2 separate regions of the Homo sapiens genome follow, and region 2 is linked to region 1. A link is a loop called in an ENCODE intact Hi-C map of the cell type or tissue named here. Cell type or tissue: CD4-positive, alpha-beta T cell. All regions are shown on one strand. Links, peaks and the distances in the headings refer to the core of each region. The heading gives the core; the rest is flanking DNA. Region 1 overlaps LINC02975 (long intergenic non-protein coding RNA 2975). Region 2 overlaps LOC107987038 (a long non-coding RNA gene).

What was found. Peaks named below come from ENCODE experiments on the same cell type or tissue, not always from the same donor. Only the 100,000 strongest peaks of a DNase experiment are listed, where the experiment ranks them.
Region 2: it touches region 1 in a loop (1.9-fold over the local background); 2 of 110 quality-filtered maps call a loop at or near these places.

Annotation. Positions count from the first base shown.
Region 1 is chr9:129,284,301-129,289,675 of GRCh38, forward strand. LINC02975 (long intergenic non-protein coding RNA 2975) reads left to right here. Exons shown (of 3, transcript NR_121587.1): 3 at 1,210-1,419. Among named protein-coding and RNA genes, the nearest start is that of LINC02975, 4.6 kb to the left of the region's middle. RefSeq lists enhancers at 406-1,379, 1,380-2,353, 3,295-4,277. In CD4-positive, alpha-beta T cell, for the core only: no CTCF peak of the experiment used is centred there; no DNase peak of the experiment used is centred there.
Region 2 is chr9:129,365,450-129,370,824 of GRCh38, forward strand. LOC107987038 (a long non-coding RNA gene) reads left to right here. Exons shown (of 2, transcript XR_001746582.2): 2 at 3,300-3,413. It also overlaps the pseudogene RN7SL159P. Among named protein-coding and RNA genes, the nearest start is that of LINC01503, 31 kb to the left of the region's middle. In CD4-positive, alpha-beta T cell, for the core only: no CTCF peak of the experiment used is centred there; no DNase peak of the experiment used is centred there.

The sequences.
Region 1 (5,375 bases), core at 376-5,375:
ACCCCGTCATTTAGAGGGGAAAGATGTGGAGAAATAGGAGTGTGTGTGGCAGGAAGGGACTGGGGGAGAGAAAAGGGCCCAGGAATCAGGCGTGCGTGTGGCGTTGAAAGGAGCAACAACTCAAAGTCACGCTCAAGGTCATGCTTAAGGTCATGCTCAAGGTCATGCTTAAGGTCACGAGTTCACCCCAGGAATCCCGCCCTCACTGGAGCTGAAGCAGACCCCTCCCCCAGGCTTCAGGGGTCTCCTGTGGCCAGGTGATCCCCTCCCCGTCAGCACCCCAGGGCACACAATGACACCTGATATTCCGCTAAACAGGACACTTCAGGGTGGAGGTGGGGCAGGGGGGTGGTGGGAGGCCGCAGTACTCAGCCTTTGCTCCCATGGGCCCAGCACCCCTGGGTGGACCTAGAGAGGCTCTGGGCACCCAGGTCTCAGGTCTGGCCTCAGAGCAGAGCTTTGGGCACCTCTTCCTCCACATCCACACCTGCTCCGTGCACACCTGCCCCGGGTCCTGGGTCTGGCAGCATCTTGGGCTGACTGTGGAGGGCCTTTGCTGGGCTTGGCAGGTGGGCATCAGGATGGGTAACTGCAGAGAAGAGGGAAGGGGGTGGTCTGAGGGCAGGGGGTGGCCTGAGGGTGGCCGGAGGAGTTCAGGAAGAGCACTGGAGCACGAGTCTCCTTTAGGGGACTCACCTTCTCTTTCTGTAAAGGGAAGGGACAGGGCTGGGTATCCTGAGGGGCACTGGTGGTCTTATGGGGTGGGGACATGGTGGGAAGGGGCCTGGCCCGCTCTGGTCTCCAGCCTGTGTCCCAAACCCACCTCCCCTTGGAAGAGGTCCCAGGAGTCGCCAGCACCTGGTTCTGGCTGGGCTGAGAGAGGCTGTGTCTGCTGCACCTGGAGTTGCAGGGCCAGCCACGGTCTGTGCACGTGGACCCCTTGAAGCGCAGAGGCTGACGCATGGCGAGTGCTCGTTAAACATCACCTGCATGTGATTATTAGTAATAAAATGTCTTAGAAGCTGGAGGGACTGAGAAGGGCCTTCTAAGCATGACAGACGTCTGTCTAGGTTGGGGTCCTTTTCATCAGGAGGGACCTGGGAGCCAGGTACCCTCTGCTCACAGGTAGTAATGCAAGAGGCCTTGTATTTTCTCTTCCTTTCCAGGCACTGAGGGCTCGCCACAACCCCCTGTGTATTTATCTTACAGAATGTGCCCCTGTGATCATGTGAAAGCATCAGCCAGGGGTCCAAGAACTTCCCTCTGGAGCCTCACACTCCCAGCGTGGCACCCAGCAGGGAACAGATTCTCTCCAAACCTTTGTGAATGAATGAAGGATGACGTCACTAGAATCCATCCCTGTTTTATTTTTTATTTTTATTTTTTGAGACAGAGTCTCGCTCTGTTGTTGCCCAGGCTGGAGTGCGGTGGCACAATCTCAGCTCACTACAACCTCCGCCTCCCCGGTTCAAGTGATTCTCCTGCCTCAACCTCCTGAGTAGCTGGGATTACAGGCACCCATCACCACGCCTGGCTAATTTTTGTGTGTGTTTAGTACAGACGGGGTTTCACCACGTTGGCCAGACTGGTCTTGAACTCCTGACCTCAGGTGATCCGCCTGCCTCGGCCTCCCAAAGTGTTGGGATTACAGGCGTGAGCCACCACGCCCATGCCCATCCCCATTTTATAGACAAGGATACCAAGGCTCAGAGAGGGGAAGCCACTTGCCAAGGACGCACAGGAGGACACCAGTGAGCAGGACCTCTGGTCTGTCTGGGAGGCCACTGGGCCTCTTCCCAGAGTCTCTGCTTGGTGAGCCAGGATTTTACACCCGCCTTGGGCCCAGTGGGCTGAGAGGACATGGGCTGGGGTGTCGGAAGCTGCAGAGCTGATCCCTCCTGCTTGGCTGGAGGCTTGCAGACCCGGCAGGCAGGCTCGGGAGGCAGCGGGCGACTTGAAAATGCACTCCCTACCACAGGCTCAAGAGTGACGGCGCCTGTCAGGGACCGGGAGGCAGGGCCTGTCTTTTCCTGCTGTTTTATTGCCTTCAAAGTCTGGACCAAGTGGTTTCTGGATGGAGTCACGGTAACCTCACGTCTATTCAAGCAATTCGTTCATTGTTTCATTTAGTAAAATACCCACAAAACAAGGAAGAACACCTTGGCGGTGCCTCTGATCCCCCCATTTGTCTGCAAATCGGAAAAGCATGATTCCATCGATCTCCTGTTTATTGAGCGCCTACTACATGCTAGGTCGGATGGTCTAGTTCAACCCCTCGCAACGCCACAGCTGCTGTCTGTTTCGTATCTTGTATTTTTCGCTTGACAGTTTATCATGTGCATTTTCTCGGGTACCAAAGGCCCTTGTAAGAGATGGTGTCTGGAGAATGGGTATCTCAGGGGCCTACCACCTGGCTTACCTCCTCCCAAATCAGGGTTCCTCTGCACCACCTCCTCTCTGTCCAGCTCCTCCTTCAGGGCCTGGCTCAATTCTACCTCCTCCACAAAGCCCTCCATTCCCTCCCCTCCTGGTCAGTGTTGTCTCTTTTGCAGCCACTAGCTCTCTGCCTTGCCTCACCCGGGTCTCCTATCCCTCTCCTTCTCTCTCATGGAGTGATGCCTTTTTTCTTCCTCTACACACATCAGGTCTGAGCTCAAAGTCACCTTGTCAAAGGCCCTCCCAGGACCACCCTGTGTGATTATCCTGTGGGCTTGTTCCTGTGTTTGTCCCTGAGCCCACAGGGTCTGGTGGTTCAGTAGAAGGACTCCTGCAGAAGGTGCTGGATAAACACTGGAAGATCTAGAAATAAAAATAAAAGAAAGACTGGGCGCGGTGGCTCAGGCCTGTAATCCCAACACTTTGGGAGGCCGAGGTGGGCGGATCCCCTGAGGTCAGGAGTTCGAGACTAACCTGGCCAACATGGCGAAACCCCATCTCTACTAAAAATACAAAAATTAGCCAGGCATGGTGGCATGTGCCTGTAATCCCAGCTACTCAGGAGGCTGAGGCAGGAGAATCGCTTGAACCCGGGAGGCAGAGGTTGTAGTGAGCTGAGATCGCGCCACCGCACTCTAGCCTGGGCGAAAGAGTGAGACTGTATCCCAAAAATAATAAAATAAAATAAAATAAAATAAAATAAAATAAAATAAAATAAAATAAAATAAAATAAAGCACACTCAGTTAAATATGAATGTCAGATAAGTACCAAATAACTTGTGAGTATAAATGTATCCCAAATATGGAATGGAATACACATAGTAAACATTTTTTTTTATTATCTCAAATTCAAATGACACTCAGCATCTTGAATTTAATCTGACAACTCCACCTCCTCCTACCCTCTTTGCCCCTTGTCAGGCAAGCTCAATAGCTAGGCCGAGAGCTGCTGAGGGCGGGGACCTTGTCTGTCTAGGCCACTGCTGTATGCGTGCCTGGCCCTCAGCAGGGAACCTGACATGAAGCACACGCTGGATAAATAAATACCTGTTGCTGGAGCGAGTGATGGGTTCCCAGCCCTCACTGGGGAATCGAGGGGACTCCACCTCAGCCCAGCCAGATGGAATCGTCGGGAACAGAGTGCACCTTAATTTCTGCGAAGACCAATGCAAATTAGAAGAAGACTGAGATGCAGGCTGTTTGATCCAAGAGATGCTTTTTAATTATTGTAAAACAGCTGTGACTTACTGAGCACCAACTGTGTACCCGGCCTCACACTGTTCTCATACACAACAGCTCCACGGGGAAGGCATTCTCACCGAGATTCAGAGAGGGGCAGACCTGGCCTCGGGTCGCACAGCTGGGAACCGGACACCGGGCTCTCTCCAGTCAGCTCGGGTGCTGCTGGCCCCAGCACCTCCCCCATGGCGTGGACCAGGGCCTCCGAGGCTGCTTTAAAGAAGGTTCTTTGAGAACGGCGCATGTACCGTGTGGACACTCGTGTGCGCCCCTGAAGTTTTTGAGCCAGCCACCCTGTCATCAATCTTGGTTATGCAGTTCATTTATTCAGTAGACCCCAGGTTCCCATCCACGTTTGGTGCACAGGAGAACTCCCCTGCTCAGGAATTCTGAATTAAGGAGGCTTTGAATGAACGAGGCTCTACTGAATTTAAATTCCAGATGGGGCAGGGAGGGGCTGGGTACTGGTGAGCGGCACAGACTGGGCAGGTAGATGCGGCAGGAGTTCGAATCCAGCCCCTACCGTTTCTCAGATCTGTGACTTTGGAAAAATCACTTTCTCTGGCCCTCAATTTTGCCATCTCTAAAGAGGGGGCTGAATGAATTCAGACACCCCAAGGCCCCACAAAGTGCTAACGACTGAGATACGCTGGGGTTGGAGGTGATTGGGAACAGGTTACGGTCCTGCTTTCCCTGGGGGAACCTGGCCCTGTGTCCGAGGTGCCCGTGGCATCTCTGCTGGTTGCCCTGGTTTCTGACTCACCCCAGGGAGCTGCCGGGCAGGGGAAACTACCCTCCTGGCCTCCTGAGACCTGCCTTCCAGGCTGCAGGCCTGCTGTCGGGGCTGCTCTGTGTGTGTGTGTGTGTGTGTGTGTGTGTGTGTGTGTGTGTGTGTGTGTGATGAGGCATGGGCTGCGCTCTGCACAGAGGTGGGGGTGAGGGTGGGCTCACATATTTTAAGTTCATCACCTGGCTGGGGAAGTGGCCACCCTTGCTCCAGAAAGGTGGCTCTATGTTCCCAAATTGTCATCACTGTCCCTCACATGTGCTGGAATAACATTCAAACTCCCCCAGGCTCCCAAGGCCCCATAAACTGGCTCCTGCCCGAGACGCTCGCTTCTGCCTTACCCCAGCCCTGTGGTCACCCGCAAATACTCCAAGCCCTTTCCCTCCTTACAGGCTTTGGCCTGGGCTGCGCTGGCCAACAGAACTCCCTCTCCCCTCCGCTGCATCCCTCTCTTGCTCTGCCTTCTCCAGGAGGCCTTTGTGAACGTTCTGTGGACATGGGCTCTCCATGAGTCTCTCAGCTCGTGTTTGCTTCCCCCTGAGCCAGGGTAGAGGCTCCTGCACGCTGAGTCCTTATCTGTGTTGCGCCGACCCCAGTGCCTAGGCAGGGCCTGGGCCCCAGGGCCCCTCTGGATCTGTTGAAAGAAGAGGTCAGAGGGCTGTGTCATCTAAACCCCGTTTGCATTGAGAGAGTCATTCTTACTGCCACATATCCATGCATTCATTTGTTCATTCAACAGAAAGCACCAGGCCCTGGGCGATTGAGGGTTGAAAGAGACACTGGCCCCTGCCCTTGTGAATCCCTTTCCAGCCAGGTGTGTCAGGGGCGCTGGGCGGGTGAGGCCGGCACTGAGCAGGTGAGACCCAAAAACAAACACCACCTGGCGATTTCTCTGTTTTCTCCCACACAGTCC
Region 2 (5,375 bases), core at 1-5,000, 81 kb after region 1:
AAAGTCCCCAGGATCTTTCCCATAATTTGCTCCCATTCAGAGACCTGGAAGCTGTATTTTTAGTAGAGACAGGGTTTCACCACGTTGACCAGGCTGGTCTTGAACTCCTGACCTCAAGTGATCTGCCCACCTCGGCCTCCCAAAGTTCTGGGATTATAGGTGTGAGCCACCATGCCCGTCCAACAGTAATTTCTGAAAGGAGCTGCAGAAGATGTCAGAAAACTGTGGCAGGCCAGGTGCGGTGGCTCACGCCTATAATCCCCGACAAAACCCTGTCTCTATTAAAAATACAAAAACTAGCCAGGCATGGTGGTGGGCGCCTGTAATCCCAGCTACTCGGGAGGCTGAGGCGGAGAATTGCTTGAACCTGGGAGGTGGAGGTTGCAGTGAGCTGAGATCATGCCACTGCACTCCAGCCTGGGCGACAGACTGAGACTCCATCTCAGAAAAAAAAAAAAAAGAAAACCGAAGGACATAAAGAGGTTAAAAATACAAAAGACTGGACAAAGGCATATGAGGCAAATTCAAGTTCAATAAAAGCAAAGGTAATAATATTTATATCAGATAAAGAATCACAGGCAAAAATCATGAGATGGGACGCGAGGTCCTTTGAATTGGTAGAGGGGACAAGCCGCAGGAAATATCTGATTGTCATGATACTTTATGTCCTACACAGCACTGGCTCCAACCAGAGAGAGTGATATCTTAGACACACATACACGGTCAAAGAAAAAACTGTGGTGCGAGGAGGAGTCTTTAACACATGTCTGTCTTTGACATATTTAGTCTTTTTTTTGAGACAGAGTCTCACTCTGTCGCCCAGGCTGGAGTGCAGTGGTGCGATCTCAGCTCACTGCAACCTCTGCCTCCTGGGTTCAAGGGATCCTCCTGCCTCAGTCTCCTGAGTAGCTGGGACTACAGGCGTGTACCGCTACGCCCGGCTAGTTTTTGTATTTTTGGTGGAGATGGGTTTTGCCACGTTGGCCAGGCTGGTCTCGAACTCCTGGCTTCTTCATATGATCTGCCCATCTCAGCCTCCCAAAGTGCTGGGATTATAGGCGTGGGTCACCGCACCCAGCCTCTTTTACATATTTAAAGAGTACCTCCCCAACAATTAATGTAGGATCGGAATAATATAATGAATAAGATTGATTTAATAATTGAACTTAGTACCCTACAAATAAAAGGTACTCATTTCTTTGCCAGAGTCCATCAAACATTTATAAAAATTGATCATATATTAGGCCACAAAGAAAAACTCAATAGAACCCCCAAAGCAGATATAGTGAGAGCTTCATTCTTTAACCACAGTGCAATTAAGCTAGAAATTATTAACAAAAGTTTAAATTAAAAAGCCAACCATTTGAAAATTAAAAACCACTTTCGTAAATAACTTTAAATAAAACCTACATGACAAACTGTTACACTGCAAATACCACATATCCAAACATATGGGAAAATGGCTCAAATGTTACAAGGAGGAAATTCATACTCAGTGTTATGAACTTCTTAAATAAGAAATTATGAAAGTCAATAAATTAAGATTCAACTGGAGAAATTAGAAAAAAGAACAAAATAAAGCTAAGGAAAGGAGAAAGAAGGAATCGATAAAGATAAAAAGAAGAATCTAATATATTAGAAAAGAGAAAAACGCTAGAAATAAAAATAATTACATGACTTGGTGTTTTGAAAGTCTAATAAATTAGGTAAACTTCTAGCAGATGGAAAGAAAATAAGCAGAGAGAAACAAATGCATGACAATAAAGGCAAAAAAGGAAATTCTAAAAATTAAATTATAATAAGCAAAGTTAGAATAATAAATGTGGAAATGTGAACAAATAGATATTTTAATAAGAAAATACATATAACCAAAACTGATTCCACAAGTAGGAGAAAACCAAAAAAACCTATTACTGCAGGATAAATTGGAAAGGTAGGGCTGGGCTTGGTGGCTTATTCCTGTAATCCCTATATTTTGAGAGGCCAAGGTGGGAGGATCCCTTGAGTCCAGGAGTTCGAGACCAACCTGGGCAACATAGTGAGATCCCATTTCTACAAAAAATGAACAAAATTAGCCAGGTGTGATGGTGCACACCTGTAGTCCCAGCTACTCTGGAAGCTGAGGTGGGAGAATTGCTTGAGCCCGGGAGGTCGAGGCCGCAGTGAGCTGAGATTGCACCACTGCACTCCACTCTGGACGGCCTGGGTAACAGAGCAAGACTCTGTCTCAAAATAAAATAATTAAATAATTTTTTAAAAAAGAAAAAGAAAAGAATAGGTAGAGAAAGAGCTACTTCCTAGACTTCCTAGGGAAGTGTTGGGTCCTGACACTTTTACTAGTAAGTTCTTTCAAATACTCCGTTTTGGGACACAGGAAAGATGGAAAGCCTCTCCAACCATCTTAAGAATATAGTGGCCGGGCGTTGGTGGCTCACGCCTGTAATCCCAGCACTTTGGGAGGCTGAGGGTTGTGGATCACCTGAGGTCAGGAGTTTGAGACCAGCCTGGGCAACTTGGCAAAACCCCGTCCCTACAAAAAAAAATACAAAAATTAGCCAGGCGTGGTGGTGCGCGCCTGTAGTCCCAGCTACTTGGGAGGCGGAGGCACTCAAACCCAGGAGGTGGATGTTGCAGTGAGCTGAGAGATCACCACTGCACTCCAGCCTGGGCAACAGAGCAAGACTCTGCCTCAAACAACAACAACAACAGAATGTAGTATAACCCTAAAAGGTTGGCAGATAACACAAAACTACAGACCAGTCTTGCTTAGGAACATGATACAAGTCCTTAATAAAATACCCGCAAATTACCCTGATTGAGACTCTTTGGGTCACAAGTAAGAGAAATCTACTCAAATGAGTTCAGAAAAGGGGAAAATTCATTATGAGGATTCAGAGACCACCCCTCCCCCCGCCCCAGAATTAAAGAAGGAAACAACTGCACAGCCAGACTCCAACGGCAACAGAAGCCCCCAGTGCCTGTGAATGCACAACTTCACCTCATCTTTAGCCTCTGCTGCTACCAATCAGACTGCCAAGGCCTAATGACTCCTCAAGTTGACTTTTAGGGTCTTTCGGGGTCCCAAGTGTAAGATTCCCATGACTGTGGCAACATCTGTGTGTTCGCCAACCTTTCCATTCCTCCTTCCAGGCTGGGCCCACACTTCCCATGGGGGTTAGGCAGGGCCGTGTGACTTGCTTTATCCAATAAAATGTGAGTGGAAGTAACACATGCCACTTCTAGGTAGAAACATTGAATTGCCAGTATGAGAGTCTCCAACTCTTCTTCCCTTGCCTCAGCAAGCATGAGACCACCTGCTACGCAGAAGGACCATGCCGACCACATCACAGCTGTCTGCCTGGAGCCACAGGCGACTTGGTATGAGCAGGAAATAAACTTCTCTCAAGCTGTGAGGTTTTGACATTATTTGTTACTGCAGCACAATCTAGCTTATCCTGAATAATTCAATGACAAAGAACATCTATCTCAGGCCAAGAGTCAACATCTCATTTAACATTAAAATACTGGAAGCAGCCGGGTGCGGTGGCTCACACCTGTAATCCCAGCACTTTGGGAGGCTGAGGCGGGCGGATCATGAGATCAAGAGATCATCAACATAGTGAGACCCCCATCTCCACTAAAAATACAAAAATTAGCTGGGCTTGGTGGCGCATGCCTGTAGTCCCAGCTACTCGGGAGGCTGAGGCAGAAGAATTGCTTGAACCAGGTAGGCGGAGGTTGCAGTGAGCCAAGGTTGCGCCACTGTACTCCAGCCTGGGCGACAGAGCGAGACTCTGTCTCAAAATAAATAAATAAATAAATAATAACATAAAATTTAAAAAGTACTGGAAGCATTCTTAGCAATGTCTTGAACGTGGCAAGGATGCTTTATATATGCTCTATAATGCTATATTGCTGTGAAAGTTCTGGACAATGCAATAAGACAAGAAACACAAATTAAAGGACAGCCACTAAAAAGGAGACAAATTATCCTTACTTGTGGATATTATAATTGTCCACTTGAAAATCCAAGGGAAGCAAATGAAAAACTATTAAATAATGAAAGCATTCTACCAAAGTAGCCAGTTGTAAAATCAACATACAAAACACCCACAGCTTTCCCCTCTCCCTCCCTCCTCTTTTTTGCTATCAGATTGATTGTGTTTCTTTATTTCTCACCTTTTCCCTTTATTGGTTTGAAAGTTACACATTCCTTTTATGCCTTTTAGAGATTATCTTTAGGTTTTTATCATGCATAAAATTTTTTAATAATCTTCAGCTGGGCACAGTGGCTCACACCTGTAATCCCAGCACTTTGGGAGGCCTAGGCAGGCAGATCGCCAGAGGTCAGGAGTTGAAGACCAGCCTGACAAACATGGAGCAACCCCATCTCTACTAAAAACACAAAAAATTAGCCGGGCATGGTGGTGGATGCCTGTAATCCCAGCTACTCAGGAGCCTGAGGCAGAAGAATCGCTTGAGCCTGGGAGGTGGAGGTTGCAGTGAGTCGAGATCATACCATTGCACTCCAACTTGGGCAACCAGAGCAAAACTCCGTCTAAAAAAAAAAAAATTGACTTATAATCAAAATCACTATTTTTCACCCTCCTGCTAGATAGTACAAGATCTTGGAGTGATTTGACTCCAGTGACACCTTCCAAACACTATATTATGATTGCCTAATATTTAGTTCCACCTTTTCTTTATTTTTTATTTTTTTAGAAACAGGGCCTTGCTATGTTGCCCAGGCTGGAGTGCAATAGCTATTCATAGGCTGCACCCCAATACTGATTAGCACAGGAATTTTTACCTGCTCTGTTTCCAACCTGGGCCAGTTCACCCCTCTTTGGGTAACCTGGTGGCCTCCTGGCAGGTCGTCATATTGATGCAGAGCTTAGCACCAGCACCCAACTGGCATAGTCAACTTCAGCCCAGAGCTCCTGGCCTCAAATGATCCTCCTGCTCCGCCTCCTGAGGAGCTGGGACTACAGGCATGTGCTACTGTGCCCGGCAGTTCCACCTTGTTTTAATCCACCACTGGTAATTATGATTGTTGATTTTACGGCCAGCTCTTATTTAGATTTTACCCATGTTTCCATATCTCCATTCATTGCTTCTTGCAGAATGTGCTTGGTACAGGGCTTGATTCCCTTCTTCCTTAGGTCATCTTTTACTAGCTCTTTCAGCAAAGAGCTGTGAGTGGTAAAGTTCCTCAGTCTTTGTCTGAAATGTCTTTATTTTGCCCTTGCCCTTGAAAGACAGTTGAGCTGAAAGACAGTTTTGGTTGACAAATATTTTCCTTCGTCCTCTTGAAGAGATGATAATTACATTTTTGTCCTCTGTCATTGCTGATGGGCTTCGCTGTTTCTTTGTGG